Regions from separate parts of the Mus musculus genome. Here regions 1, 2 and 4 are each linked to region 3. Evidence: chromatin loops called from intact Hi-C (ENCODE). Cell type or tissue: heart. All regions are shown on one strand. Each heading gives the region's core, and the rest is flanking DNA. Links, peaks and the distances in the headings are about the cores only. Region 1 holds the start of Gm34323 (a long non-coding RNA gene). Region 2 has its middle 57 kb from the start of Gm39459. Region 3 holds the start of 1700020M21Rik (RIKEN cDNA 1700020M21 gene). Region 4 has its middle 35 kb from the start of Gm39459.

Region 1 (7,893 bases), core at 1,929-6,928, 310 kb after region 3:
AATTTTCTTAACTGCTTAAACATTCTTACAACTTTTTTGAAACAGAAAATATGAAGAAGAAAAAGAAAAAACAAAACAAAACAAAACAGAAAATCCCCTTTGGGAGCAAAGCAAGAGATATCCCAGCAGTATCAGCTGCAATACTTTTTTGTTGTTGTTTTTCAAGACAGGGTTTCTCTGTGTAGCCCTGGCTGTCCTGGAATTCAATCTGTAGACCAGGATGGCCTTCATCCCCTGCCATTTTTCTCTACAGCATTTGAAATTGGATTTCCCATTTTTATCCTTAACTTTTGAGTCCCACATTGAGATTCCACTTGTAGCTGGCAAAACTATGCCTCTGTTAGAGCATGAGGCAAATCGTAGTCAGCTGCTACAGACCGTCCAAAGCAGCCCCACATCCTTACACCTGAGATTGAAACAAAAGCACATTGTTATAATATTTCTGCACTTTCTTTTTTTTTTTAAAGATTTATTTATTGGTTATATGTAAGTACACTGTAGCTGTCTTCAGACACTCCAGAAGACGGAGTCAGATCTCGTTACGGATGGTTGTGAGCCACCATGTGGTTGCTGGGATTTGAACTCCGGACCTTCGGAAGAGCAGTCGGGTGCTCTTACCCACTGAGCCATCTCACCAGCCCATTTCTGCACTTTCAAAGAAACCAAAATTTCAGATTTTCAAAAATAATCATATCTCATCCACCTTTGAGTTATAGCACTGCAGCCCCCCTGGTGAAGCCTGCAGAACTGTGGCCCAGCTCTCCCCCTGGCCTTCCCGACACCCACATCAATGTCCTCCTCGGCTCCACATTTACATAAAGGTCTCTTATGGCCTGGGAGTTTGCTCAGCAAGCTCATACGTGCAATCCCCAGAATACATACGTAAAAAAATAAAGGGGGGTGGGGGGAGAAAAGGAAAGGAAAGAAGAGAAGAGAAGAGAAGAGAAGAGAAGAGAAGAGAAGAGAAGAGAAGAGAAGAGAAGAGAAGAGAAGAGAAAAGAGAAAAGGACAGGCATGATGGTGCTTGAAATCTATCTCTGTTGGTCCTGGGCTCCATGGTCCTTCAGGTTGGCCCAATTGGTGACCCCAGGTTCCAGTGAATGATCTTGTCTTATATTCTTTTTTTTTTTTTCATTTCCAATTTTTGTTAATTGGGTATTTTCTTTACTTACATTTCAAATGCTATCTCAAAAGTCCCCCATACCCTCCCCCCCACTCCTCTACCCACCCACTCCCACTTCTTGGCCCTGGCGTTCCCCTGTACTGAGGCATATAAAGTTTGCAGGACCAAGGAGTCTCTCTTCCCAATGATGGCCAACTAGGCCATCTTCTGCTTCATATGCAGCTAGAGGCACGAGCTCTGGGGGTACTGGTTGGTTAATATTGTTGTTCCACCTATAGGGTTGCAGACCCCTTTAGCTCCTTGGGTGCTTTCTCTAGCTCCTCCATTGGGGGCCCTGTGTTCCATCCAATAGCTGACTGTGAGCATCCACTTCTGTGTTTGCCAGGCACTGGCATAGCCTCACAAGAGACAGCTATATCAGGGTCCTTTCAGTAAAATTTTGCTGGCTTATGCAATGGTGTCAGCGTTTGGAGGCTGATTATGGGATGGATCCTGGGTGTGGCAGTCTCTAGATGGTCCATCCTTCTGTCTTATATTCTGAGGAATGACACTTGGGTTTGTCCTTTGATCATACACACGCACACGCACATACATGCATGCATGCACACAGACACATACACATTGAGAGAGAGAAGAAAGGGAAAGAGGGAGGATCTGCCCGTTCTATTGTTGTCCTTCCCTTATCTGTCAGGGAGCAACTAGAAAGTCTCTGAGAAGAGGACATGGAGGATGCTACAGACTGAGCTACATTCCACTAATCCCACATGCTGGCTTACTCCTCGGTCATGGGCCTATTGGGGGAGGCAGAGGGTAATTAAAGCTAAACGAAGCCATAAGGGTGAAACCCTGATTGAGGATGTTGGGGTTCTATAGAGAGGGACATTGACAACTTATGTTTCTTTTTCCTGATCCACAGAGAAGGGGTCACAGGAGGGCACAAGAAAATCGTGGTCAATTTATAAACCAAAAGGAGAGACTTCAGAATGGGGTGAACCTGACCTGTTTGGAACTCACAGGTTCCAGCTTCCAAAACAGTGGGAAAATGAGCTTCCCTCCAGCCACAGAGTCCTGCACCTGCTCATGGGCTAGGGTCCTGGAATGGCCTCCTCTGCATTGATCAAGGCCAGTCGCCAGGATTTTGTTCCAGAAAATGGAATATCTATGACTCTGGGGAAAACTCTGTCTTACTCCACTGGAAACAAGATGAAGTCATAGCCCAGAGGCAGGAAGATCAGGAGTTCAGACCCTCCTCAGCTACATAGTTTGAGGCCAGCCTTAACTACATAAGACTATGTCTCCAAACAAACAGGGCCAGCAAGATGGCTCAGCAGGTAAAGGAGACTGCTGCCAAGGCTGTTTGGCCCCTAGAAGCCTCTTGGTGGAAGGGGAGGACTGACTTCTATTAACTGACCTTTGAACTCTACAGATACACTGTGACAATCATATACTCATCTATAAATAAATTCATAAATAAATAAGAGTAATTAAAAAACAACAACAAAAAAGCCTTTTTGGAGCAAGGAGTCTTCTGACCCTGGCTACAGATCCTCTAACAGAAAGGAGTTCCGCAGACCTCAGATCCACTTGCAATCACAAAGGCAAGAACCAGCACACAGGATAGGAAGGACTTGCTCAGTGTCTCCTGGGAACTGCAGTTGGAGACCACACTCCGCCCCACCATCCAGAACTGAAGCCCAAATGGAGGGGAGCAGAGCAGGAACCCAAGGGCTACAATAAATACTGGGAAAAAGAGTGAAGAGCTACCCCAGGATGTTGAGGAAAGACAAAAGACAGGGGAAAGGCAAAAGGCAGGGTTGAGACAGCCACCTGAGGACCAGCTCAATCTAAAGGCAAAGCAGGAATGGGGGCGGGGACGGGGACGGGGACGGGGGCTGGGGGTGCTCAGCTGCTCAGGATCGAGGTGAGAGGCTTAGAGAGGAGCAGTCTGTGCTGAGCTCTAGGGCATCTGTGAGCGGGGCCCCTCCCACCCATCAGCACCAGCTAGGAAGCTCACCTGTACAGGTGGGGCTCTTCGTGTCCACACAGGCCTTTGCCTTAGGTAGGAAGTTCCGTGTCTATTTTGGGCCACCAGCCGCCCCAAGTAGTGGTTATTCGTTCACGGGCAGGACAGAGCTTCCAGCCTGACCTCTGGAAAGGAGATCGCTAACAGTTGCTGAGACTTATGATCCCCCCGCCCCCCACCATACACACACACACACACACACACACACACACACACACACACACACACACACCTTCGTAGCCACAGGCCACTAGAGTCAGAATGTGTCACTTCCCACAGAAGCAGTGACTAGGAGCAGCTGTTAAAGGTGGTGGACCCTCCTTAAGGCTTCCCTCCCAGCCCCCGGGTTCTATCCCTCAGAAGCCTGGGGCCACCCCGCAATACAATCTTACAGTCATAGCTTCACCTTTCAAAGAAAGATATTTAAAGATGTGGGAAGAAAGGGGGAGGGAACGGGACAAGGGGCCGCTCGGGCTTTGGCGGACTGATTTCTTTTCGTGGGGGCAGGGAGGGGTGGTCTTCCTCTGTTTCACCCCCACCCCCCAAAAAAACCGCCAGCGACTGAAAACTGGTTTTGGATTTTAGATTTTTCTAATTTCAGATCAACGAGATTATGTGTTTACAGTCATCTCGAGTCAAATCAAATCTAAACATGGGGAGTTATTGTAGATTCGTGGGGTGAAGAAGTGGGGGGGGGAGCTTTGAGTCACATGACTTTTATGCGGCAGAAACTTAATGAGAAACACACCACATTCCCAGAACCCTCTTTCTAGTCTGGGCTCCCGCAGAGATAAAAGGTCACAAGAAGAGATGGAGGGAGCGGGCAGGAGCCTGTGGAGCCGGGAGGCGCTGTTTGACTGGAAAGTAGGCCCAAATTTCATCCGAGCTGCTATCGGCTGATAGTCTAACTGATTATTTTCTTTGAATGCCAGATGTGAAGAGCCTTCATAAAGGAACCTCAAACATCATCCATTTAAAAACAAATCGACCCAAGCAGTATGCATTGTGGCACAAAAGGGAACTTTGCAATTCCAGACTGTAGGGAAAGCCGAGCAGCCAGGCTGGGAGAGAGGCCCGGCTGAGACTGCATCCCACTGCTGCCCCCTGCAGGCCGTGAGCCACAGAGCAACCGAGGGAACCGGGCGGCTCGCCCTGGGTCAGCAGATGCAGTCGGAGCCTGGAAGGATGGCTGCAGAGTTCTGGGCTGGGCGTCTGCACACGCACAGCCTCTTACGATCACTAACGCTGCAAGGTGGAGACCTCAACCGCTTTTACAGGAGAGAAATTGCATAAGTCTGTGAACTGAGGGTCGTTATCAGGAAGCTGGCTTATCCAGCCCTCCTCCACACTTCAGTGTCTCTTCCATGGGCCTGTGTCCAAGGATCTCCATCTCAAGGCTCCTGTGTCCAAGCTAAAGCCAATGCACCCAAGAGGAATCTGGCCCGATGCCCCAGCCATGTGCATGCAACTACACTGAGGATACTAACCCCTCCCCCGCACACTGTACTTCTGGAGACAGGCTTCATCCCTAAAACATCTTAAACTGCCAAGCCAGAGTTCAAAAAGACTTGCAGAGCTAAGAACATCGGAGCCACCTCTGATTCCAGCGTCCTACTCCTCTGCATTTGTATGCAAGCACGCACCGCCCTGGCTGTTCATTTTTACATCCAGAGACTGACTGTATACACCGTGCACAGTCCTGGGTGCACTACAGGTCACTATCAGTCACTGGGGCCCAGTAACCTCTAGGGCTGGGCCTGGCAAGGCCGTTCCAAGTGAAGCACCGTGAAGTCAATGTGGGGCCCGCGGCAGCCAGGCCCCGCTCTGCGCTCTCCGGTCCTGCTTCCAGAGACACTGTATGAGATTGGTCTAAGGCTTGTCGTGCCTCCTGAGTATTTCTTCCTTTGCTGAGAACCCTTAAAGGGCACCAGCCTCATCTCTCATCACGACTCCTAGTCCGGTGAGCTGGGAGTCGATCTGCTCCCTCCCATCACAAGGCCTTTGCCCCAGGTTCCTCTATGGCTGTCTGACCTGTCAGTCAAGTCCTTCTCCACACACTGTTTCTCCCTTCCCCCATGCCCCACCCCTGCATTCCTCCAGTGCCCACTGACCTCTCGTCACTACACCTCTGGCCACCTTCCTGTCCTCAGTGCTCTGGAAAGCATTCAGCAAATATTTGGCCACTGTTCCGCAAACGACTTCTCATGTACAAATAATCCCTAGTGGTCAGGGACTGCTCGAGACCCCACCTGTGTGTCTGTTTGCTTTGGGATTGTCTCAGACGTTTCCTTCAGTAACACGCCTTCCTCGGGGCTAGAGACAGAGGCTATTTTAGCCCAGTGTTAGTTGGTCATAATGACCTGTGGCCAGTCCAGGGAGGAGGCAAGGCCAGCGACTCCACAGGTTTTCCCTATCTCTAGGAAAAACTCTCCTATTACCAGCCTGGGCCGGCATCTGAGCACCACCTAGTGGCAGGTGTTGGTCATGGCATCCACTTTGCCGGCCCTTCCACAGCCTTTTCGGATAAAACGAACACTTGAAAAAGTTCCACAATACCTCGTCCTTGAGAATCGTAAGGAAGCCCAGTAATATGGGTAACATTAAACTGTTGACAAAACATGTCAAATGCTTGACTGAACAGCCAGTTCCATTATCTGTTTTAGTATGATTTGGAACACCAAGCATAGAAAAATAATGCAGGCAATGGCTAATTACAGTTTTAGTTGCTTCTCCTGTTAAAACAGTTGCATCTAGAAAGCCTGAAAAGGTGTCAATAGTCACATGTGCATATTTTATTTTTCTAAAGTCAGAAATATGAGTATCTATTTGCAGTAATTGATTAAGTATAAGTCCTTGGGAATTAACACCATTATGTGGTACATGTAGGAATTGAGGAGACTGAGAACGTCTTTACAATTTGACGTGCACATTCAACAAAAATACCAAATTATCATCTCAAGCCATTACTAGTTTGATGAGGAAAGAACGAGATTATATGGCCAATTGTTCTTGTGTAAGGCTTATAATCTGCCTGGGGTACAAATCTGCTGTGGCACTGCCTTCAGGGGTCTTGTCCAGGCAGTCCAGGATGAGTTCTTAAATGTCCAAAGGCAGTCCTTTAAAGGAACAGTACTTTCTCTTAACTTGAGTTGTATATGCATAAACAATTGCAAACTTTGAGAATTAGCAGTATCTAAAAAAAGGAACAATTTCAAGCAATTGTAAGCCCATATATATATATATATATATATATATATATATATATATATATATACACATAATCAGTATACAAATTAAAAGCTTGAGTTTTCAACACTTTGAAAACACTGACTATAGCACGTAGTTCAATTATCTGTGCTGAAGTAGAGGGAAACTCGAAAATCATGAGAATAAACATGTGACCCAATCACGTATACTTCTCTCCCACAGAAGGGCTGTTTATAAATACAGTAGATACATTCTTTATGGGATACATGCATACATTTACAGGGACTACAAAAGCATGCATACAAGAAAAATTTAACAACTTGTCTTTTGGATAATGATTGCCAATTTTACCTAAAAAGTTTGCTATGCAGTAGGCCAAATATCAATATTCTTTTTTTTTTAAAGATTTATTTATTTATTTATTATATGTAAGTAAACTGTAGCTGTCCTCAGACACTCCAGAAGAGGGAGTCAGATCTCGTTATGAAGATGGTTGTGAGCCACCATGTGGTTGCTGGGATTTGAACTCCTGACCTTCGGAAGAGCAGTCGGGTGCTCTTACCCACTGAGCCATCTCACCAGCCCTCAATATTCTTTAATAACCAATTTAATTGCTATTTGAAACAAGGAATAGATGTCTCATCGGGTTTTTTAAGACATTCTCTCCAAAATATTTTCATGATTCTATCCTACAATTCTTTATTAACCCCACAATGGCTTCATAATAGGATTTTAAAACTTTACTTGGAGGTGAAGAAAGGTGAATCCACATTAATGCTCTCTTTTGCCAAAGAATTGCTGTGGGCACATTGAGTAACAATAACTAGAATAAGCAGCTAACAATTGATAACAGAATCTTCCTCTACTTTCTGCAAAGCTATCCTGCCTCTCACCAGTTAATTTGCATCTCCCTTGACAACATCCCACAAAGGCTTAAGTCCTCCTGTGGGGAGCTGAAGGTGAGGTCTTAGCCAATTAACATCTCCTGGAGCCTTATGAAAATAATTTGAAGTAAGCAAATCATCTTTTCTTTCTTGAATTTTCTGTACCACAATTTTTCTAGGATATAACTGAGGCCCCAAGTATTGAGAAAGATATTTCTTCTGAATCTTTTCTGGAGCAACAACTATTCCCCCAAACTTTAAAGCTCGTTGTATAAGAGCAAAGGTTTGTAGTAACATCCCACCAGAGTGATCAGCTAATAAATATTCTCCATATAATAAACAATATACACTGAAAGATTCACAGTCCTAGCTTCTAGGCAATTTTTTTAAAAATATAATGTAAGGCTATTCGCCATTCCTAGACGCAAAACTTTCCAGTGATTACAAGCTCCCTAGAAGCAAACCCTTTATAATTATCAGGATACAGAGGGAAAAAAACAACCTTCCAAATTCATAATTCTACATGGAGTAGGCAGGCCGGATTGCAATGCCTTCAGAAGTTACACAGCCTCAATGACCTTTCATAAATCGTAAGTTTAAACTTTATTTTGAACAACACCTGGATTGGTCTGTAATAATGTTGTTTTGGCTTAAAA
Region 2 (7,893 bases), core at 1,580-6,579, 140 kb after region 3:
GGTCTCCATATCTGCACAGTCATTGTGTCACATCTGCATGGGACCTGGGTGCGTTTTCTTCAACCAGTAGTGACCATCAGCTATGTGCCAACCATTTATAGCATATGCTTCAAATCAGGACTCTGTGTATATACATCTGTGTATGTGTGTGTATACATAGAGAGTGTATATGTGTACATATTCAGAGTGTATGTGTATATATATATACATTGGATGTGTGTATACATGCACAAAGTATATGTATATGTGAATGTACATATACAGAGTATATGTGTGGGGTGTATATATACAGAGTGTATTGTGTATATATACAGTATATGTGTACATACAGAGTGTATGTGTGTGTACATACAGAGTGTATGTGTGTGTACATACACAGTGTTTGTGTATGTGTGTGTACATATGCAGAATGTATGTATATATGTGTACATAGGCAGCGTATATGTGTATTCATGTATGCATACAGTGTATGTCTGTATATATAAAGAGTATATGTGTATGTGTGTACATATACAAAGTATATATCTGTGCACATGTACAGTATGTATGTGTGTATATATAAAGAGCATAGATTTGTCTGTACATTTAAGAGTATATGTCTGTTGGATAGTTTCATACTAATTTTGATCACGTTTGTCCTTGTAACTCCTCCCAGATCCCCCCGTACCTTCTTCCTCCCCCCTCAACTTTCTGTCCTCATTTTTCCCCCATCAACTCCAGTTTGTGCTGTCCATATCCTCCTGTGTGTGGGGCCATCCCTGGAGTGGGTACACCTACTCAGGGACATACCCTTAAGGGAAACTGACTTTCCTCTGGAAGCCATCAACTGTCCATAGCTTCTTTGTCAGGGTGGGGGCTCATGAGCCCCTTCACCAGAATGGTGAGTGGGCTAGAATGTAGACTGGCTTTATCCTGTTCGGGTGACCTCAGCTGCTGTGAGTTTACCAGTACAGTGGCCCTGCCGTGTCCAAAAGACACTGTTTCCACCCTGTCTTCCTCCCAGCCTCTGGCTCTTACAGTCCTACCCACCTCTCCCTTGAGAGTCCCTGAACCTTGGGTTATATGATGGGGGGTTTGAGGGATGGGGGTATGGAGGGTGAGGGGGTTTAGAGGTATGGGTGGGCAGGGTTAAGAGGAGTGGAGGGTGAGGGGTGTAGGAGATGAGGGTTGGGGGATGTAGAGTAGAGGGTGGGGTGGGGGATGAGAAGTGGGTTTTGGGGTGTGGGAGGGTAAGGAGTGTGGGACTGTGGGTGGGAGGAGTTGGAGGGTAGGGGGTGGGGGCCGGTAGGGGTATGGGGTGGGGGTGTGATGGGGTGAGAGGGTGGAGGTGAGGGGTGGGAGGGTAGGGCTGGGGATGGGAGGGTAGGGGTTGGGGAGTGGGAGGCTCGGGGTGAGAGGAGATTAAGACTTCTTGAAGTTCTCCCCCTGGTGATTTCTCGTCTCCCAAGAACTTCTCTGTGACCCCACATTGATACATACATGAAGTAGATATATAAATGAAACATTTACTGATAATAAACCACAAAGCGATTTATTTTAAAGCAACTTGTTGTCATACATTTAATCTAATATATTTGGAGAGGAGAGCAAATTTGCATATTAATGAGACAGAGGGCCTGCTTGTCTAATACAATGCAATCTAAAAATGTGCTTCTCTGCTTAGGAATGATGATCAGAAAACTCCATAAGCTGGGTGTGGTGACGCACGCCTTTAATCCCAGCACTTGGGAGGCAGAGGCAGGCGGATTTCTGAGTTCCAGGCCAGCCTGGTCTACAGAGTGAGTTCCAGGACAGCCAGGGCTACACAGAGAAACCCTGTCTTGAAAAACCTAAAAAAAAAAAAAAAAAAAAAAAAGAAAAGAAAAGGGGGTGGGTGGGTATGGGGGACTTTTGGTATTGCATTGGAAATGTAAATGAGCTAAATACCTAATAAAAAATGGAAAAAAAAAAAAAAGAAAAGAAAAAAGAAAAGAAAACTCCTTAAGTCCTTGTTCTCCACTTGCAGACGTTTCTGTGAGGGCAGAGAACTTTGTGTGTAAAGTATAAACCCCTTAGCTCATAATATGCAACCATCTTAGACCTGAGCTGAGGCGATTCAGGCTGCATTCTTGGTGCTGTGTGGTGTGAAGGTGTCCAATGTTCATGTCACGTGTTCAAGGCTGCTGTGACTTCACACAGAGCAACACTGAATGAGCTGCCGGGTGCACCCTGGATTTACAGTAGATTTTGAGTTAATGTTTGTTTGTTGGGCACTCTGTTTTGTGACCCACCACAGTCCTCTCGCAAACCCAAGTTTAAGGGGTTTGTGTCAGACCAGGAATCAGCAAACCTTTTCTACAAAGAGCCAGATAGGAGATATTTTGGCTTGAGGGCCATGCAGTCTGTCGTAGCTACAGAGTTCTGCTGCAGCAAGAAGTTACAGAAGACATGTAAACAAGGGGTGTGGCTGTATCTCCACAAAACTTTATTTAAACAAGTAGTGGCTTGGATTTGACCCATGCACCATCCACTGTTGCAGCTGAACCCTATCGGTTGGAGATTCTGAAGAAGTTCACTTCCCAGGCTCCTATAGGGAGCCTCCTGTTACCCTCCACAATTCAAAATATCTCCTCTTATTTTAATTCAATGCCTATACATTTTGTGGGGTGGATGCTGGTATTTAGGGCCAGCATTCACACAGCTGGGTTTCAGCCATCGGCAGTAGCACTGCTGGCTGCAGACAGGACCTGTGTCTTGAAGCCTGTGCCCACAGGCGTACAATGCCCCTCACAGGACCACAAGCATACATGGTTCTCTCACAGCACCTTCTGCTAATGACAATCTTCTGGTACAGTGCTGGTGGGAATGTGTGCCCGGCTGCCTGACCACATTTCAGACATTCCCCAGGGAGCAAAGCTCCTGCAACTGGGCAGTAACACAAACATCAGCTCATTTAACACATTTCCTGCGCACACAACAGCCAGCTTCAAATTGTGGGTGGGAAAGGAAGGTGTAGACAATTGGAGGAAAACAGAGAGGCATGAGGCTGGGAGGAATCCCACAGTAGAATAGCCTAATTATAGTCTCCTCTCCAGGCCTGAGAATCCAGTGAGGCAGGAAGTTAGAGATGCCAGACTGGTTGTAGGGAAGAACAGTGCACCCCTGTAGCAAGGTTCCCTAATGTGACCCCACTGAGGCTCCATTAACTCTGGAATCTCAGTGGTGCCAGAGATTCTGAGTTAGGCAGATTGCACTGGGTCGCCTAGCCTGAGGGACGTGACAGACCACCGCCTACCTACCCTACCGCTAAGCTCAGGCCCCTGGGTTCCATGGTGGGGTTAAGTGATGTGTTGCCACACACAGCATCTTAGGCAAACCCCGAGGATGCACCTGGTCCTCACGCTCCACTCGGGCAGCAAGCACCTTAGGACCTGACTCCTCTGCCCAGTCCCTCCCACTTGTTTTACATGGTGAGTGTCCTGAGACCACGCTTGAGAGAAGTGGAGACCAAGCAGCTGCTTTGGGCTATGAGGAGGTCTAGGGTTGTGGCAGTTTGTTCCTGTGGACACTTCATGTCATCATACTCTCCAGGAAATGCAGCAGACATTTCCATTTCTGTCCCTTGGCTCCTGAGGTGGAATACACCAGTGACACTCTGTCACTGACATGGATGAGGGTTGGTAAGACAGGCGCTGGCAAAGGGGGAAAGGACGCAAAAGGCAGGAGGGGAAGAGACGTGGTATCAGAACAATCATGGTTTGGTTGGTTGGTTGGTTTTTTTAATCCCAATACTGAAGAAAAACAAAAACAAAAAAAGCAGCGGGCTAGCTTCCTCTCACTGCTCTCCCTGCATCCTCTGTTAGGCCAGCCCTGCTCTGGAAAGGATGTGGCCAGTCCTCCAGTCGTCCTCGCCTACGCCTTCAGGTTGATGTAAGAATAGCTGTGCCGAGTCTGGACTCTGATCCCAGAGCTCCTCCTTTCCCGTGTAAGCCTTCTTGGAACGCTTTAGGGAGGACCTTTGCAGTCGGCCCAGAGGGCACCGGCTTCTGGCCTCCTGCTCCTGCTCCTGCTCCTGCTCCTGCTCCTGCTCCTGCTCCTGCTCCTGCTCCTCCTGCTCCTCCTGCTCCTCCTGCTCCTCCTGCTCCTGCTCCTCCTGCTCCTGCTCCTGCTCCTGCTCCTGCTCCTGCTCCTGCTCCTGCTCCTGCTCCTCCTCCTCCTCCTCCTCCTCCTCCTCCTCCTCCTCCTCCTGCTCCTCCCTTGGCCTGAAATAGAGAAGTTTCTGAAAGAGGACCGTTTGGACTGCGAGGTTGGCGGGATGCAGTGAGGCACGCACTGGCGGGACAAGTCTAAAACACTCCTTGCTGTGTTTGGCACTGCTCTCCAGGGTCATTTTGAGCACTCACCTCACAATACAGCGGCTACCTCCCTTTCTCTGTGGGTTATCAAAGCTGGTAGCCTTTAGCCCAGACCTGGTTTGTTTGTTTTTAAACAAAATAAACAACAAAACACATCTTGAAGGGCTTGCAAAGGTAAATGCTGTACTATATGATTTAAAAAAAAAAGAAAAAAGAAAAAAAAGAATAGCTGTGCCCACTCAGGGCACGAGTGTCTGGGGTTTACAGTTTGTCTGCCCTTTTGGCCCGAGTGCCCAGGCTGGAAGCCGCCTGCATGTCTGTGTGTCTGCTGCTCTTGGTTTCTCTAGCTTTTCTCTGGCCTAGTTTCCTGTTCACCTCTGTCTGGAGCTGACTAGCAGGCTTGACTCACAGGAAACCACAGCCAAGTCACCTGGTGGTCTGAGTCACTCTCCCTTGGAGTATCTCAAACAATAATAAAAGTCAAAATGCCCAAGTAAGTAGTGAGTTTTGCAATAGACTGAGTTAAGTATCTCTGTGCATGGTTGTTCTGGGAATTCCCATGTGTGTCAGGTGACTTATCTTTGGCAACTGTGACACAAGCCAGTTGCTTTATCTCCTGGCAACCACCTCCTCTCCCCACTTCCCCTTTCCCTCCCTCCTTTGTTTCTACAAATATTTGCTGCTTCCAGACAGGACCTTCGACCCCGTGAATAAACTAAACATATAGTTCTGTCCTGTGCAAGTTCCTCTGCACAGAAAGGCACAGCAAACACACAAACAAGCAGGGCAAGTTTAGGGGCACTGGTAACCCAGGGTAGTACTGAACCTGGCTGAGGGGGTGTCTTGCTGGCCTGTGAGCCAGGTGAGACCCACAGAAAAAAAGATTCCAGTGAGGTGAGGTGATGATTTGTAGTCATCTGCAATGTTCCCTGTGTGTGTACACGTGTCTGTCTGTCTGTCTGTCTGTATCTGTCTCTTTGTGTGTTTGTGTGAATGTGGTTCTGTATCTCTCTGTCTCTCTCTCTGGGGGGTGGGGGAGGTAGGCCCTCCTTCTCTGTCAGCAGACCCAGTGATCCTCCGGCCTCTGCTACCCACAGTCCAGGCTGGCATTATGGGCCTGTGTGTAGCCAGGCGTGGCTTTTTATGTGGGTTCTAGGGATTGGAACTCAGGTTCTCCCACTTGTGCAGCAAACGTTCTTACTCTCTGAGCCATCTCTGCAGCTGTAATGTGCACTGGGAGAAGAGACTTGTTTGGGGTCATTTGAGGTTACAAAGTATCCCTCAACATAGGTGTCTGCAGAGGGAGGGCATGGGCAACCTAACAGGCCAGAAGGAAGATGGAAAGTGGTCCATTTCTGAAAGGCTCTGTCCTCTGGCTTAGGCTGCAATGAGCAGATGATCCACCGGGGAGCACTACCCTAGGCACAGCGAGGGATGGGGGACTCAGAATCCCTACTTGCCAGTGGCTTTGGGCACCTGTGACATAGTCATTTACCTCTGGCTTTGTTACATCTCTGGTTTGCACATTAGCCTCATTCTCAAACACAAAGGCCCCCCTCCTTGACCCCAGTTTACTTCCCTATCTGAAGCTAGGAGCTCACTCAGACTTCAAGTCGGTCAACAGTCTATAGTGCAGAGACAAGGAACACCACAGACCCCTTTATCTAGTAGGCAGATACCCTGCCTCCATTCTCTGGTTGGAATATTCTAGAAGGTAAGGACCAGAGGTTGGGCCCTTGCCCATAGCAGGCACCTTGATGCTACATTCAGTGGATCCTTCTCCCTTCCCCGAGTTCTGAGACACCCCCCCCCCCCCGCCCCAGAGGTCACCTGACCAAGCCCTTCTTCTCTGATTCAGGGGAAGCCCGACAGAACACGGCCCTTAACCTTGTCGTGAAATGAAGAGTATCTGTAGGTCCCCTCTCAGCCTCCTCAGAGCACCATCGCTAGGATTTTGGAGTTGCCATTTATACCTAAACCAGAGAAAAGGTGACTTTTTGTTTGTTTGTTTTTAAGGGCTTTGGAAATCTTCTGACAGGAAACAGCTGTCATCAAAGTTAAGCTGTGCAAAGGACTTAGAAACAGAGAAAACTGGGAAGGCTGGAGGGCAATGGGACAGGGTCAGCCAGCAGGGGTGGGTGGGGGCAGCCAAAGGGGGCAGCTAGAAGGGAGTGGGGAGGAACCAGCGAGGGTGAGGGTGGGCTGGCTTAGCTAGTGGGGTGAGATTCCAGCTCAACTCAGGGGAGGGTGCTGTGTGCTCTCCTAATTATAAGGGATGTTTTGTTTTCCAAGATCATAGTGCTAAGAGGGTCAATAGCCAAGAAAAGACTGGAATGATGGATGGGCTGTATGAGACTCTAAAAGTGCTGTGAGAACTTTTTACATTCAGAAAAGCATATTGCAATAAGAAAAAAAAATGGGATTTTATACTTTAAAAACCAAACATAAATAAATTTTTAAAAATTAGTCTTTATTCTCAAGATAACATGCTAAGTGCAGGAATGATTTAGAAAAACCAACAAACAAAAAAAATATTTGGGAAGAGACCCTTTTCATCCCATGGTAACTTTCAAAATTCTTACATTTGTAGTGGGGGGAAAAAAATTCCACGTATGGAAAGAAACTTGTGTATTTGGCAACATGTGATTAATTCCCACATAGATAATTAAGGACACTCCTAATTTCTTTTTTAAATTTTGGGACTGGAGAGATGGCTCAGCAGTTAAGAGCACTTACGGTGCTTACAGGAGACCCAGGTTCAGTAGCTAACAACTACCTCTAACTTCAGTTCCAGAGGCTCCAACTCCCTCTTCTGGCTTCTGTGGGTACTACAACACACACACACACACACACACACACACACACACACTAAATCTTTTTAAGAAATTATTATTTTGAAGTATTGGGCAAATGTAATTAATAAGTGGAGCCAACTGGCTGTGTATTTGAGAGCATGGAGTTTATTCTCAGGGAGAAGGGTTTTTCCCTCATAAGCCCTGCAATCAGGAGCTGGAAGGTCGGCTGGTGGAGTGTGCCCAAGGCAGTTGCAATGCTTTTGACCCTGTGCTGGGCAGATGGCTCAGTAGGTACAGTGTTTGCTACACAAGCAGAGGACCTTAGCCTGAATCCCCAGAACCCACATGAAAAGCCAAGTGTTTGCCTGTTACCCCAGAGCTAGGGTAGATGTGCGACAGGGGTTGGGGTGGAGACAGGAGAATGATGACTAAGGCTAACTCAGTGAGTAATGAGTACAGAGAGAGACCTGGATCATGATTAAATAAATAAGCAGAGGATGATAAAGACTCTAACTTCCACATGTACACACATGTACGCATGCACCTGCACACACATGTACGCATGCACCTGCATACACATGAACTTGCACACATACACAGACACACACACACACACACACACACACACACACACACACACACATAAATACTGATAATAATAATCCTCACTGGTTACCTCAAACCTGTAGCAAATCCTGCTCTCCACACATCACTGTTCTTATTCTTTGGGCAATGAAAACAGAAAAATCAACCACAGGCAGCTG
Region 3 (7,893 bases), core at 1,615-6,614:
TGGAGGCTGAAGCCACTCCCCAGGTGACACACCCTTCCTGGTTTCTTCGCCTTCTCTGTCTTCTTTTGTTTTGCTCCCAGGTCTCCTAGGCAGCACCTCTTTCATAAATCAAGGCACGCTGGGCCAGCCTTTATCTCAGAGTTGGCTTCAGAGCGCTTAAGACCACAGTCAACATGTATGACCAATCCATGTGCTCAGTGCGGTCAGCATGCCCAGGCATGCAGAGGGTGTGACTGTTTGGTGCAGCCAGGCCTGCTGTGGGAATCTGGGCAAGCCTGATCCTTAGAGCGCTGGAGTACTGGGCCAGTAGGGAACACCTGAGACCTGACTTTTTTCCCTGTATATTTTAGAAGGTTCGATGAAACTCAGCTTTGGACTCTCAGGTTGGGGCTCTCTAAGCCGAAGGAGAGTGGGGCTACCTCTGCCTCCCCCATTCAGCAGGCTCCATAACATTTAAAGCATAAATGTTTTAGAGAGAGTCGCAAAAGAGATCTGTCTTTACTTCAGCTCCAACCTGGGTGCCAGCTGAGTTTTGGCAAACTTCCAACCTCCCAGTTCCGACCCAGGTTTTCTAAGTCTCCAGAGCCTTTAACTTTAGATAAACATGACATCCCCCACACACTATATATGAGGTTTTCTACCAGCAGATCGTGGCCAGTGTGGGTGTATGATTCAGGCAGTTTAGGCTCGCTCACCCTTGGTCACTTGCTAGCTGCAGAGAATGCTCACTGCCTTCCAGGGTAGCTGCAACAAAGAAATGGACTGCATGGGATCGGCAACATTGTGTCTAGCACAGAAAACCACCGGGGAACACCAAGCCTAGTGACCTAAGTTTGATCCCCAGGACTCAGGTGGTGGAAAGAGAAAACCACCTCACACAAGTTGTCCTCTGACCCCCGTGTGTTCCACAGCATTTGCTCACCACCCACACATGCCCACACACACACAAAATAGATAAGTGTAATTTTAAAGAATTAAAAAAATACTAGTGACTAATTTTTTTTTTAACTTAAGGACATTTCTATTCCTGTTGGCGTCCAGCTGGACACATGTGGAGTAGCTAGGTTTTGCGCATGCGTGCTCTGTGCAATGAAGCACATCCTGCCCACAGGGTTTAAACAGAACCTGCCTTGGGGATTAGGATTAGGAGGTACTTCATAAAGAGTAATTGCCTTCCAGAGCAGGAGACACAGAAACTTTGTGCAGCCTGGAGACAGCAAGCCGATGGAGAGACACATGCCAGGAAAGGTAGTGATAGTTCAAACTTCCAGGCTGTGACAAAAGCCTGGGAGCTGATGGGCAAGTGAGTTCCAGGCACAGTGGTCATTCCATAATGTGGACATGTGGTACCAGGGAAGAAAAATCAAGATGAAGGCAGTAACATCCAGAACCTAACACACAGAAACAGCAGCTGCAATAGTAAAATCTCTCTCTGCTCTTTGTTTTCAAACTGAAGTATATGTTACTTATGCAGAATACTATCTCACTGTGATATCTTCATACACATGTAAATGTATATTTGGGGGGGCTGGAGAGATGACTCAGCAGTTAAGAACACTGACTGCTCTTCCAGAGGATCCAGGTTCAATTGCCAGAACCCACATGGTGGCTCATAACCATCTCTAGCTCCAGTTCCAGGGGAACTGATACTGCCCTCCTCTGGCCTCTGAGGACACTGCACACATGTGCTGCACATACCTATGTGTTGTGTCCGGCCAGCAGATCACAGCCTGGGTTCTAGCCTGGAAAGGCATTTGGAAACCTGGAAGAGAAGAGGGGCTAGGTGGCGAGATAAAGAAATGCAGCTAAGACAGTCATTCTGATCAAAGCTCAATTTTACTGTTCCACACGCAGTTATAAAGCAGGGGAAGGGGCCCGATTCCCGCCAATTAATCTTGGAGTCCAATAGCAGGGTGACCACGTGCACGGCTCCGAACAGCAAAGCGGCAGGTTCCAGCAGTGGGCACGGCAGAACGATTGAGCGGGAAACTCCACCCCTGAGCAAGCAGGTTTCAGGCTGGGGGAGGGGAGACTACACCTATGTGCAGCCCAAACACCCATACACATAAAATAAAATAATCGAAATCAATTGAATGTATTTTCTTATTACTTGCTTGTCTCCTCCCCTGCAGGTCTCCTTCTTCTCATGAATGAGCTCCACCCCCACCCGTTTAACCTATATGTTCTTTTTTCTTTAAACTAGATTCTACATATGAAAGGAAGTGTGGTATTTGTCTTTCTGAGGCTGGCTTATTTCACTTAACATGATGATCACTAGTCCCATACAATTCCCTACAAACAACATAATTTTATTCTCTATGACTGAGTAAAACTCCGTTGTGTCAATAAGCCACATTTTCTCTATCAATTCATTCTTGATGGGCAGCTAGACTGAGTACATAACTTGTCTATTGTGAACAGTGGATGCAATGATACACACAGGCATATTCATATCTCTGTGGTATGTTGACTTAGAATCCTTCAGGTATATATCTAGGGGTAGTCTGAATTAATTCACATGGCGGTGCTCTCCCTCTTTCTGTCTTCCCCATCCCTTCACTTCACACTTTCCATACTGATTTCCATAGAGCTATACCATTTGTAACATTCCTACTTTCAGGCCATAAACCCCACCTCCGCTCTGGCTGCCCAGGCCCCACCCCTTCCCCTCACCATCATTTGTCACTTGTTTTCTCAGTGATGATTTGTGATGTCAACTTAATGGGATGTAGAAGCAGCTAGAAGATATGCTCCGGATGCCTGGGAGGGCATTTTTGGTGATTTACCCATAAAGGAAAAACCCACCCCAAATGTGGGCAGCACCATAGCATGATCTGCATAAAAAAGGAGAAAGCAAGCATTCATCTCTCTGCTTCTTCCCTCAAGATGAATGTGACCAGTGGCCATGGACCGTCCTTGAGCCAAACCTTCTTCCTGGAGTTGCTCTTGTCATGGCGATGAGGAAATTTACTTGAGAACACAGTGGCCATTCTGACTGTGGAGAAATGGAACCTCGATGCTTGATTTGTGTTTTCCTGGTATATAAATATGTTGAATATTTTTCACACACTTACTGGCTATTGCAATAAAATATCTGGATGCAGGTTGGCTATATTTGGAAGGGGAAAGTAGCAGACCTTGTTTACCAACCCAGTAACGGCTCCTATCTGCCACTTGAGCCCACACTGAGCAAGGCCCACCTCCCTTGAGCTATGACATAGTTAGACCAGCAAGACAAAAAGGTTGCTTACTGGAGAACTCCATTTAAGCCACAGAGAAAACCGGCACTGTGTTTGTAGTCCTCAGCCCACCTTTAACAGGGGCGTGACACCAGGAACCTCAGGAGCTACATTATAACCGCAAGGCAGAGGACAAGAGAAAGCCAAAAGCATTGGCCTCGAATCTGAAAATTTGTCACTGGAGTAACCAGTTTCTATTTGCTTGAGAAACATCGGACTTCAAGATCCCGCTCCTGGTACTCTTGGGGAAGAGCGCTCCAAGATGGTTGGTTGGTGGGGATTTTTCCTCCCCTCCCCCTTTCTTCTTGTTTGATTCGAGATTTAGCCCAGAACAAGCAGCAAGGTATCTGAGAATTGACTGAAACTATCTTTGTGGCTCTATAGTGCCTGAGAGACCTAAAGCAGACACTTAACATATATACTATTGTGTTACCTTCGACCTTTCTGCTAGACAGAGCGCCACAGTGGTGTACCGTCACACTGTTACGGCAAAAGGGGGTATTGAGGTCTAATCAGTTCAGAAAATACACACAGCTAACAAGATTTCATTACTGTGGGAATCCTCACAGCCTTTAGTGGGCAGGCGGGCTGGAGAGAGAGCCATACTCCCAGGCCTATATGACCTGCAGCTAGCTAGTGCTCTCCCAGAGGACCAGAATTCCAATCCCAGCACCCATTTTGGGTAGATTCAAACCATTTGTAACTCTAGCTCCAGGGAATCCAATGCCCTCTTCTGGCCTCTGAGGGTACTACACTCATGGGCACACACAAACAGATAGAACATCTTTTTTTTTTTAATGGAAAAAATAAGCAACGCATTTATTGCTAATTGTTATGGTGTTAAAAACACACTTCTGAGATGTCTAATGTTTAAGCATTTGCTTCCCAGCAGGTGGCGCTGTTTGGGGGGGGTTAATGGAACCTGCAGGAGGCGGGGCCTCCTTGAAGGAAGTGAGTCCTTGGGAGCTTGGCCCTGTTTCCTGTCTGGTATCTGCTTCCTGTTCCATCGGGGTATGAGGAGGGGAGGTGTACTATCTACACACTCCAGCTGCCACAGAGCTCTCTCTCACACACACACCATGCGGTCCCTGCCGTGATTGGCTATATCGTAGAGGGTGATCCTGAATAAATCCTCATTCACCCGCCCTCCCTGCCCCCAGTTGTTTTTGTCTGGCATTTTGTCACAGTGTCAAGGAAAGTGGCTCTCACGGATGTCTGTGTGAAGCAAGGCACACCAGGCCCTTCCCCGCGGGCTTAGGATGCTTCCAGAACATGTAGCTTCCGGTGGGTGGAGAACAGCGGAGGAGAAGCGCATTAGCTCCTGGCTGTGTTGGCCCACCACACAGACTTTGCCTGGCTTACTATGCGGAGACTGGAAACAAGAAGAAGGTGATCTGCCTGTGAGCTGTGTTGGTGCAGTAGTGGCATAAAGCTCGTGGGAGAAACCAGCCAACATCTGACTGGATTTAAGGCCACTCTGTGAGATGGAACCCATCCCTGATGCTGCTTGGCTGGCCAAGAACCTGAGACTGGACAGGCCAGGGACCTAAGGGAAAATCAAACACTACAGTTCTCCTTAAGGAGCATACCGATGAAATGACTCCTAACAGCATTCCACCATGCTCTTTCCTTGTATAGCCACCACTTGCAGCAGATGGGGCTAAATACAGACACGCACAGTCTCACCTTATGCAGAGAGTGAGAGACCTTAGAACACTCAGCCCTAACCATGGCGTCTATGTTTTCAACCCTCAGGGCTCAAGGAACCCTGCACAGGGGACAGTGCAAAGAGTGTAGGAGCCAGAGGGGACAGAGGACACCAAGGAAGCAACACGGCAAGACCCCGAATGTATGAACTCACAGAAACCGTGACAAAAGGCACAGGGCCAGCATAGTCTGCACCAAGCAGTCCTGGAGCCGAAGGGACAAGTGGCTACAGCCACCATCCCTAACCCAGCAACGATCTCCAGCTGATAACCACTTGCAGATGAAAATATGCCTTTCTCCAAGGGAGTCTCACTGGGGACACAAACCACTCTTAAGGGTAGGGTTCATGTCCACAAACTCAGTGGTGTCTTTAGAGGTTGTCTCCTAAGGTTGAGTCTTTTTAAAAAATATTTTATTTTACTTTGCAGGTCCTTTACATATATGCTACGGCTTCCAGTTTTGTGTTAATGTGTGCCAATGTGTGTGTGTCTGTGTGTTTCTTGTGTTTTTTTCTTGGGCTTTTTCTTCTGTTTGTGTTTGTCCTGTTCTGATTTGTTATTGTTATTTTATTTTAACCATTCCTTAGATTCCTGCTTGCTTTCTAAGGAGAGACAAAAAAGATGTGAATGGAAGGAGAGGTGAGGAGGGGTTTGGAGGAGTGGGGGGAAGGGAGAGCAAGAGGAAACCATAATCAAAATGTATGAAAAAAATCTATTTTCAATAAAAGGGGGGAAAAGGAGAGAGTATTGAAGGTTGTTCACGGTACCACCCTTTTTTTACAAGGTCACATTTCCCACTGAGTTATAAGTATCTCAGCAGTCACTTGTGCTGCCTGCCCCCCCCCCCATTCACTGTATGGCAGTCACCTGTGTTGCCTGCGCCCCATCACCCTCCCTTTGATAACGGAGCTCACTGACACACATCCCACCTTCCACTCTCAGGTCACATAGTGACCGACCTGCCCAGTCACAGCTGTGTAGCTTTCCTCTTGAGTCTCACGTAAACATTTCCTAGCATTGAATCGCAAGCCACCTTTCCACCCTACATCATCATCATCGTCATCATTGTCGTCGTCATCGTCATGCCCTTCCCTGAAGACAGGAAGGCCACCGGAAGCTCTCAGGAAGCACAGGAAAGAGACAGTGGCCGCTGCTTCTATATATTTACATTTTACTGAGGACTGCGTGTCTCGGTGAGTCAGTCGAGGCACACCCAATCCTGCTATTCTAAAGGACTACTGGGTTTCCCACTGGGTCACCCCAATTAAACCTTCCGTACTTACCCCTTCCTGTCACTCTTGATACTTTCCTGGGCCCATACTCTGATTTCTCTTCCCTAGTCGTCCATTATCTTCCACCAGGACTCCCAGATGGGACAAACTGAGACCTATTCTACAAAGCCTTTATGGTATAGGGTATCCAGCTACCTGTGAACAGGTGGGAAGGCTGTGACTATACCTATCCACAGCTGGCAGGTGATAGCCTCACCTCTATGCAAAAGCATCCTGTGTACTCTAATATTTTTTTATGCCAGTTGCCAGCCCATTCCTAAGGAGTATATTTCAGAATCAGGTGTTAACAAAATAATGAACAAAATCAAGTATACAGTCAGCAATTATCAGTTTCCTTTGATGAATCTGCCCTAGAGTTTACTATCACCAATCTGATGTAAAATTAAACAGAACAAAAGAGCGCCTTTGGGAGGGGTATAAATCAGCATTTTAAAACAACCGTTTCATCTACTCTGGGCCTTTACTCTGAATGCATTTACTCTGAGAACGGTGGAGCTCAGAGAGTGACCCTGGCCTGGAGGTTTGGTCGATGCTATCTGGGTTTGGTGAAAGGATCCAGGCGGCCTGTGGGAAGAAGCATGTCTTGGTCTCAGAGAGGTAGCTTGAATCCACACCAGCTGGTCCCAAATCATGTCTGCAGCACTCTTGTGGCTTTTCCAGGGACTTGGAAGAGCTTGGGAAAGAGCCAAGAGCAGTTCCGCGTCTCCGCACCTCTGCCCTGGGCCGGCTACAGGGCTCTCTTGTGCTGCTTCTTGGAGAAGGGTCAGCATGGACTGAGGCTCTTTCGCATATTGGGTTTTGTTCCTCAGTTGAAGGGATGGTAGCCCAATAAGATGTTGCAACAACCTTAAGAACAGGTGGCACATTCCTCTGTGTTGCTGAGATAAAACCCAGTCTAGGCCACAGTCCATCACAGAGTGAAGTTGGGGCGGGTCCAAATAGGACCTTAAATCAGAAACCACAGAGGAGTGCTGCTGGCTGGGTCAGTCACGGGTTTAGTTAGCTTTCTTCTACAACACAGAACCACCTGCCCAGGTGATGCTGCTGTCTGTAGTGGGTGGGTCCTCCCATGCTGATTAACAATCAAGCAATCCTGCAAGCATGCCTAGAAATGAAATGATTGTGAGAACCAGCTAGAAGCACTCCTGGACTCACTCTTAAAGTCAGCAGACCACAAGCACACTCACAAACACATTCACTGCGGCACCGTTCTTAATGGCCAAGATTAGGAATCCGTTCAAATGTCCATCGAGGAATGACTGAATGAAGAAGTTACAGAATATATGTACAACATAGCTTTGTTCTTCCACAAAGAAAAACGACATCACATCACGTGGAAAAAAATGGATGGAAAAAAAGATCATCATGCTAAGTGAAATAAGCCAGGTTATGAAATTCAAGTCTTCTTTTTCACATGTGGAAGCTGCATTTAAAAAAAAAAAAAAAAAAAGGCCCCCAATGGAGGAGCTAGAGAAATTACCCAAGGAGCTAAAGGGAACTGCAACCCTATAGGTGGAACAACAATATGAACTAACCAGTACCCCGGAGCTCTTGTCTCTAGCTGCATATGTATCAAAAGATGGCCTAGTCGGCCATCACTGCAGAGAGAGGCCCATTGGACTTGCAAACTTTATATGCCCCAGTACAGGGGAACAC
Region 4 (7,893 bases), core at 978-5,977, 120 kb after region 3:
TGTAATATACACACGTGTCACATGTGCGAACACCACACACACACACATACACTCACACACACACTCATACACCACACACACACACCACACACTCACACACTCACACACTCACACACACATACACTCATACACCACACACAAACACATACACACCACACACACACACAACACACACACACACACACACACACACACATCATTTTGGTTTCTGTGCATTACAACTTTGTGTACACCACGTACCCCAGTTGGGCCTGACTTTACAGGAGTTGGGATTCCCAAGGTTAGACCATTGTTTAGACCAACCTCACTCTTTCGCCTGATATTTTCTTGTGCTTTGCCCTTGGCTTCCATGAGTTGCTGTGTGCTCTGCTCACTAGCCCTGAGACTTCGCCTATGACATCATCAGTGGCACAGGTCCTTTGGGGACTCACTCTGGGTTGACCTTGTTCTGGGCTCTCTCGCTTTCCCCTTTGATCTTCCTCCCCAGTGCCTTCTCTCTGACAATATATAAACTCATGTTCATGTTTCTGTAAATTATTGCACTTTAAAATAATTGGGCAAGGCCTAGGTCAATAAATGAATAAACATCACTTCCCAGAGATAAGAGGGAGAGTGACCCAGACTCCTCACATGGCTGGTGGTAAATTTAACTCTTTCTGCATTCAGGATTTTCTGCAACAACTGGCCAGGTCACCTTGGACTATCACAGAGGCTAATCTGATGTTTTAATAACATTTTAGGATTAACTGCATTATTCAAAACTGCTTTAAAGGAGCGTGAACCATAAACCAGCTGCAAAACACCTTATCGCGCAATGTCATCATAAAGACGTCCCTGCTCTCCATTGCACTGTGGTGACAGGTGGGACGGAGAGGCGGAAAGTTGCTCTCAGGATTCGTATTTAGGACGTAAGGTTTTTAAAGCCATCTCTCTAAAACCATTAGTCACTTCAAAGGGTCTCAGCTTTGATCTTCAAGGAGAAAAAGGCACCATGTTGAGCTGAATCAGAAGACAGTTCCTCCACGGAATGACAGAGGATATAATAATAGGTTTTTGACAGACAGAGGCCAATATGAAGGCTTTATCTCTGAGCTGCTCCAAGCCTCAGGGCTGGGCCAGAGGGCTCGCTTCAGTGACAGGAGGAACCTGCTCACGGCCATATTTGGGCAAAGAAGGAGTTTTTGGCTGAACCAGGTACTTTGTGATCCATCCAGTCTTTTCCTTCAGCAAGGGATTCCCATGCCATGTCTGTGAAGTCTCTGCCTTGGGCCTCGCTCTGGCCATAGGCCAGAGCCTTATACACAGCCTTATACACGCACCAGAAGTGGAAGGAACCAACGGTCCCAGAAATTTTACAACGAAGATTGCACAAATGAACACCCATGTGCATATACCACACGTGGACACACATAATAAATAATAAATAAATCATGGTAAATTGATAAATTGCTGGCTGCATAAACATGAGGGCTTGAGGTAGGGCCCCTAGTACAGGTGTTAAAACCAGGAGCAGGAGCAGTGTCTACAATCCCAGAGCTGGGGAGGTGAAGGCGGGTGGATTCCCACAGCTCACTTGCTCTGCTGAATGGTGGACTCCAGGTTCATTTGAAAATGTTTATTTATTTATTTATTTATTTTTGGTTTTTTGAAACAGGATTTCTCTGTGTAGCCCTGGCTGTCCTGGAACTCACTCTGTAGACCAGGCTGGCCTTGAACTCAGAAATCTGCCTGCCTCTGCCTCCCAAGTACTGGGATTAAAGGCATGCACCACCATTGCCCCATTTGAAAGAGCTTGTCTAAAAAAAATAAAGTAGAGAGTGATTCGGGAAGACACATACACATATACATACACATACACACACTTACAAACATACACTACACATACATACACATACAAACATTCATATACATGTACATACATATACAAACATACACATACATACAAACACACACATGCATACAAACATACACACACATATATACACACATACAAATATACATACACATGCATACACACACATACAAGCATACATATGCATACACATATACATTCACACACATAGAAACATACACACATATACACACCAATAGACAAATAAATATTAGAAAATAATAAATAGAATAAAATGTGCCTAGAATTGGTGAGTAAGCACACTATCTTTCTTGCGCTAGCGCTGGCACAAAGCTGAAGTGCACGTTGCTACATAACACTGCCATCTACGAAGTTCACGCTCCATGTAACACGAGTTACACAAACAATCAGATAATGCTGTAAGTATGTCTACCATCTTGTCATAGGCTGCATTCACAGCCTGCAGGCCACAGGTTGGACATGCCTGGATCCTTCTCCGGAGGTCCCCAGCAGGACCACGTGCTAGTAGCCATAGCAGGAACACTCCTACTCTCAAGTCACTGGCCTCTCCTTCCCTGTCTCACATCCTCACCTCTCCCCCTTCTGAATCCCAGGTTCACCTCCCAGCTAAACTTCTGCACTAGAACTCTCTTCTTACCGTCTATTTCTGGAAGGAGTTACACCTGTGCACACTCCTGCCCAGATGCTAGTTTTTTGTAACCTGTTTGTTTAGTCACCGTTCCAGCACTTCAAAGAGGCACCATGACCAACTCAACTCTTATAAAGGAAAACATGTAACTGGGAGCTTACTTACAGTTTCAAAGGGTTAATCCATTATCACCAGGTCAGGGAACAGGGCAGCAGGTGGGAGGGCATGGTGCTGAAGGAGTAGCTGAGAGCTACATCCTGATCCACAGGAGGAGAGAGAGAGAGAGAGAGAGAGAGAGAGAGAGAGAGAGAGAGAGAGAGAAACACCACATGCATGTGTGGTGCCCCTTGAGGCCAGAAGAGGGCATCAGATCCCCTGGACCGGTTTCAGATGGTTGTGAGTCACCATGTGGGCGCTTGGATCCAGGCTCCGGTCCTCTGCCAGAGCAGCCCTTAACCTCTGAGCCATATCTCCAGCGCGTGTTTGAATTTCTTTCTAAAAGAATAGAGGCAGAGTCTGTGATACTAATAAGGGAGTCACAACCTAGCAAATTTGAGCCTCTTTGTAGGCTCTCAGCCCTACTCTTGAATGTGTCTGTGGAAGGACCATTCTGGTATCTAAAGTGTTAATTAGAGCAACATTCACAAGTAATGAGCTAAGCATCTCAGCATCTGAGATACTAGATGGCTGACTGCTGCCGATACAGTCCGTTCTGCCTTTCACATTAAAAGTTAGATATGCACCATTTCCTTCCCAGTCCTGAGATTCTGCCAGTCCCATTTGAAAGGGGATGTTTTATAGCAGGCATGAGTTTGGATTCCCCAGTCTAACCTGCCTTTCCTTCCTTACACAGAACTCCAGTGAGCTCAGCTTCCCACTGGCCAGCGATGATCAGAGAGGAAGACGTCCTGTAGGAATGTCTTACAACCTTGTCTCCTTGCCCACCAGACTGCATATCCTGAGAGTGTATGTGTGGGTCACATATTTTATTTTCCTCCGTGTTCTTAGATACAGGACTGTGTTCAAGGCTTAATGAGAACTCAGGGAACTTGGGTTAGGTTTACTGACTTCTCGCACATTCATCAGCCATGTGCAGAGGGAGTCAGAGTCCCTGAAAGAGAGGGCACTTCTTGAAGGGACAGGAGAATTCTGTTTGGGTCTGAAGAACCCAAAGTCAAACATGTGGCCAATGGTGAACACCTACAGATGTCCTTGCGCTTAGTAATTTATTCCCGAGAGATCTCTTACGCAGCAAGAAGCCATGGAAAGCCGTAGGGTGTCCTCTTGGCTCATGTTAGTATGTGTTCAACTCTGTGGATCTTAATGCTAGCAGCCTGGGGTAGCTCTCGTGCTAGTAGGATGCAGCCTGTGTGCTCAACACCCTTCAGTCCCTTTTCCAGCCCGCTTCAACACTGGGAATGCTGGGAAGGCAATGGCAGAGTTGCTGCAGAGTTGATGAGGGCGGTAACCACTTGGACCTCGCCACCTCTGTGGGGATGCTGGGCGGAGTCCGCCTGAGGGGTCAGTTGGGAAACAGAAATTGTTGCCCCGGAGCTGACTACATAGGATTGCTTTTCATTTGGAACGACTGAAGAATGGGGCAGATGCCCAGGTGTGCTGGCCCTTTCATGTTCACATCAAATGCTACCGGTGAGTTCCGGGATGCGGGTTGGGGGAGGGGGGAGGAGAAGGGGGGCAGGCAGTTGCTGCTCCAAAGCAGGGGTAGGGCTTATCATCCGAGACACAGTTCAGCCTGTCCAAAACACAGCTGGCTGTAAATTCTAGGCTGCGATTTCCTGGGGCGGACAGGTAAGAGTGTTCCTAGATGAAAGAGCCAGGGCTGATGAGACAGGGGGAAGAAACGCCGTGGGTGTGCCTGTTCTTTATTTATTCGTTCATCCGTTATCTTCACAAGCATCTACTGCCTTGTCCAGGAAGCATCGCTCATGGGCCTGTAGAAGGATCTTCACCTGGCAAGCTTACAGACCCTGAGGCCCACCCCAGTCCTGCCGAAGCACTTATCACCTTAACTACAAAGCTTGGGGGCTCTCATCCACATGAAAGGCAGAAGGCCTGATCTATAGGAGAGCTCCGACCCCCTAAGTAGGGCTGCCCACAGGGATGCTGTGAAGGAGCACCTGGCAGGCACTGCATCCCACTGTGAGGTGCTGGAGAGGGCTGGGCAAGGTGCCTCCTACAGGTGCAGTCTCTTAGGAAGCGGCAGCAACAGATGGCTTATTATTGCTTTCAGTGTTCCACTTACATCTGCCCACACTGGGACTCACGACAACAGTCCGTGCATTGGCAATGTTGCCAGGGAGATCTGAGGAGTCCCTTTCCTCGGAGTCATGAGAAATGAAGCAGCGACGGGCACAGTCCCGTCCCTGGTGGCCTCTCCTCACCCTTACTGAATCTTCTAGGCTCAAAGAGAAGGGATGGCCCCTTCTCTTTCTGAAGGGACTCTTCCAGGAATGTTCTGTCCCTGGGTATGCAAAAGAGCAGCTGTCCAGAAGTGGAGCAGGGCCTGACAAAAACCCTCCCGATATGGAGCTCTGAGAGTCTGCAAGTCACTCGGCAAGTCTCCTGCACCCGCCTCCTGGATGAGGAGGGTGCCTACTAGCTGCTGCCAGTGTGTGTGTGTGTGTGTGTGTGTGTGTGTGTGTGTGAATCCTTAGCTGCCCTAGCAGCCCCAAGCTCCTTTTCCCAGCCCTTTCCATGAATTCAATCAGAATGCTATTTCTGGGGTGCCTCACTCCCTTTTGGCATGTGCATACAATAAGCATGTATGTTTGCATATGTGTTTGCATGTCTGGCAGCCCATGTATGTGCACATACGTGTTTGTGCTTGTGGGGGCAGCTGAGGATGGCACCGAATGTCTTCCTTGATAGCTTCCACATTCCTCACTGAGGAATGGTGTCTTGCTGGACCTCAAAGCTCCCTGACTTTGCTGGTCTAGCCACCCAGCTTGACCCCAAGGACGCCCTGTCTCTGCCTGCTCAGCTCCAGGACTACAGACAGGTTGCCACACCGCTTCACCTTCATATGAACCTTGGGTTGGAACTCCAGCCCTCACACTTTTGCAGCAAGCCCTTTATCTGCTGAGCCATATCTCCAGGCCCCACAGCATCTTCTTCATATTTGAAACTAAGGAGAGAAACTTCTGGAGTGAGGAAATATTTTTCTTCTCTCTCTGCCCAACTGCTAGTTCCAACCTCTGGAACAGCACAGGGTTTTGGTAAAGGAAAAGCAGGCTGGGAGAAGCACAAGGCCCCGCCCCTCCCCTAGGGCTCACCCTTGGCTTTCCACTCAACTTCTTGACTCCATAACACATTCTGTTCTCCAGTGGCCAGTGCTAATTTCCCCAGCATGCCTCTTTTCTGGGACACACAGGACAGGGCCATTTCACCTGTATAGAAAGTCTACAGGATGGGGCTTGTGAGATGGCTCAGCAGTTAAGAGCACTGACTGCTCTTCCAAAGATCCTGAGTCCAAATCCCAGCACCCACATGGCGGCTCACAACCACCTGTAACAAAATCTGATGCCCTCTTCTGGAGTGTCTGAAGACAGCTACAGTCTACTTACATATAATAAATAAATAAGTCTTTTTTTTTTTTTAAAAGAAAGAAGGAAGTCTACAGGAACCAAGCATTTTTTAGTGGTGGCCATGCATCAAAGGCTGAGGGTCACAGTGTAGCATAGCCATTGGGGGTGACCCTCTCATCCCCCGGGAATCCTGCTCACCTACCCTCCCCCACTCTGGAAGGTTCCAGCCAGCCCTCCCCCCTGAGAGGTACACCCCCCCCCCCCCCCCGTTAAGCCATCTCCTCAGCTTGACTGGTTATTCAACCAAAAGTGTCAGATGTTTAGGACAGAGGAAATGCTCCCTGTGCCTTTTAGAGACTTCAGGCTGCAGTTGCTATTTTGCCTTTGAATAAGCTATTTTTATCGACAGAGTGCACACTGACACAAAGCGCGTACCTAAGCGACACAATGTATGATGACTTCACAAAGTGCACACACCTCATGGACCAGCAGCCAAGCTGAGGAATAGATTATCCACTGTCTTGGCAGGGCAGGAGGCTCCATGCTCAGTGATGCCTCAGGCCAGGGATGCAGAGACCACGAACGGTGCCGGTATCCTCCAGATGCAAGAATCCTCCGAACTGGGCCATGGGTTTAGGCTGCGACACCACCCACTGCCATGTCCTTCCTGCTGCCTGGAAGAACCTACTCAGGGTGGAGAGATCAGAAGCCCACTCCTACTTCCCACCCATTTACTCTTTGAAGTCTCTTTTCTGTGTTCTCAGAGCCCCTGTCATCTCTAATCTGACAGTCTGTCCTTCCCCACTGGCACTGGCCCCAAGTGTTCTAGATGGAAACTGTACTCCTTTGATAACCCCCACATGAAAAGGACCACAGGAGTGAAGGTTGGGGGGTGAGACAGTGACAAATGTTCAACCAAGAGTGTCCCTAGGATCAAATGGCAGCTAGAAGAGCAGAACGGCAGAGTGTTTGCCTAACATACATGAGGTCACATGTTCCATCCCCAGTGCCCCACAGGCTGAGGGTAGAGGCACACACCTGAGATCCTAGCAGTACAGAGGTGGGGGCAGGAAGTTCAAGAGTTCAAGATCACCTTCTGCTACATAGAGAGTTTGAATCTAGCCTGAGATCCACAGAAGCCTGTCTCAAACAACAAAGAGAGTGGGAGAGAGACAGATAGACAGAGACAGACAGATACACGGACACATGGGTGGGGGGGGGAGAGAGCTAGAGAGCGAGCAGAATGTGGAGGGAGGGGCTTGGGAGTCTTTCCTCTCCCTGAGGGAGGATATTATATAAGCAGTAAGAGTCTTCTCTAGGGAGGAGACCCCTCAGTAGTGTGGCTCTCCGGAGCCTTTGAGAAGCTGAATACCACAGCTGTCTGAGCATCTCCATGCTCCCTGCCGTGTTTCTGCAGGTAACTGGGCATAGATGGGGTGACTTCTTTGTCTGGAGTGAATAGGCATTCCGAATGTCCCCTGGGGAAAGTCACACATGCTGTGTCATCAGAGAAGTTGGCTGAAAGACACACCTCAGAACCATTGGACCCCATCATGGATGCCTTCCTGGCTCCTTCGGTTTCTCCCTAGGTAGAGTATGAAGACAGCATCTTGCATTGAGTCAGGCCGAGCCCTCTCACAGGAGGGCTTGCAGTCTGGTCTACTGTGTATTCCTCCCTGCTTCCCCCCCCCCCTTTTTTTTTCTGAAAAAAAAAAAAGTTTATCTTACTTTACTTATTTGGGGACAGAGGTATTCACATGTCACAGGACACTTGTTGCGTCTGCTCTCGACCAGCAAGAACGACACGACCACCAGTCCTTCTAATAGCAGTTTATTCAATCCTGTTT

The links. A loop is a pair of places that touch in the nucleus more often than their neighbours do. Peaks named below come from ENCODE experiments on the same cell type or tissue, not always from the same donor. Only the 100,000 strongest peaks of a DNase experiment are listed, where the experiment ranks them.
Region 1: a loop joins it to region 3, with 4 times the contacts of the local background. A loop is called at or near these places in 5 of 42 quality-filtered maps.
Region 2: it touches region 3 in a loop (10-fold over the local background); 7 of 42 quality-filtered maps call a loop at or near these places.
Region 4: a loop joins it to region 3, with 1.8 times the contacts of the local background. A loop is called at or near these places in 3 of 42 quality-filtered maps.

What each region holds. Positions count from the first base shown.
Region 1 is chr9:120,599,354-120,607,246 of GRCm38, reverse strand. It overlaps Gm34323 (a long non-coding RNA gene), which reads right to left and starts at 5,377. Exons shown (of 3, transcript XR_003948277.1): 1 at 5,258-5,377; 2 at 3,138-3,271. RefSeq lists an enhancer at 2,714-5,338. In heart, for the core only: CTCF peaks have their summits at 4,251 (motif pointing left) and 5,611 (motif pointing left); DNase peaks (open chromatin) are centred at 4,256, 4,516, 5,236 and 5,346; H3K4me3 peaks cover 2,209 bases; H3K27ac peaks cover 2,190 bases.
Region 2 is chr9:120,773,702-120,781,594 of GRCm38, reverse strand. No RefSeq gene overlaps it. Among named protein-coding and RNA genes, the nearest start is that of Gm39459, 57 kb to the left of the region's middle. In heart, for the core only: CTCF peaks have their summits at 3,906, 4,763, 5,748 and 6,568; DNase peaks (open chromatin) are centred at 2,974, 3,904 and 4,894; H3K27ac peaks cover 3,888 bases.
Region 3 is chr9:120,911,572-120,919,464 of GRCm38, reverse strand. 1700020M21Rik (RIKEN cDNA 1700020M21 gene) reads left to right here and starts at 4,215. Exons shown (of 3, transcript NR_040742.1): 1 at 4,215-4,250; 2 at 4,995-5,283; 3 at 5,375-5,691. In heart, for the core only: a CTCF peak has its summit at 4,094 (motif pointing right); a DNase peak (open chromatin) is centred at 4,424; H3K27ac peaks cover 1,023 bases.
Region 4 is chr9:120,795,369-120,803,261 of GRCm38, reverse strand. No RefSeq gene overlaps it. Among named protein-coding and RNA genes, the nearest start is that of Gm39459, 35 kb to the left of the region's middle. In heart, for the core only: a CTCF peak has its summit at 2,862 (motif pointing right); no DNase peak of the experiment used is centred there; H3K27me3 peaks cover 725 bases.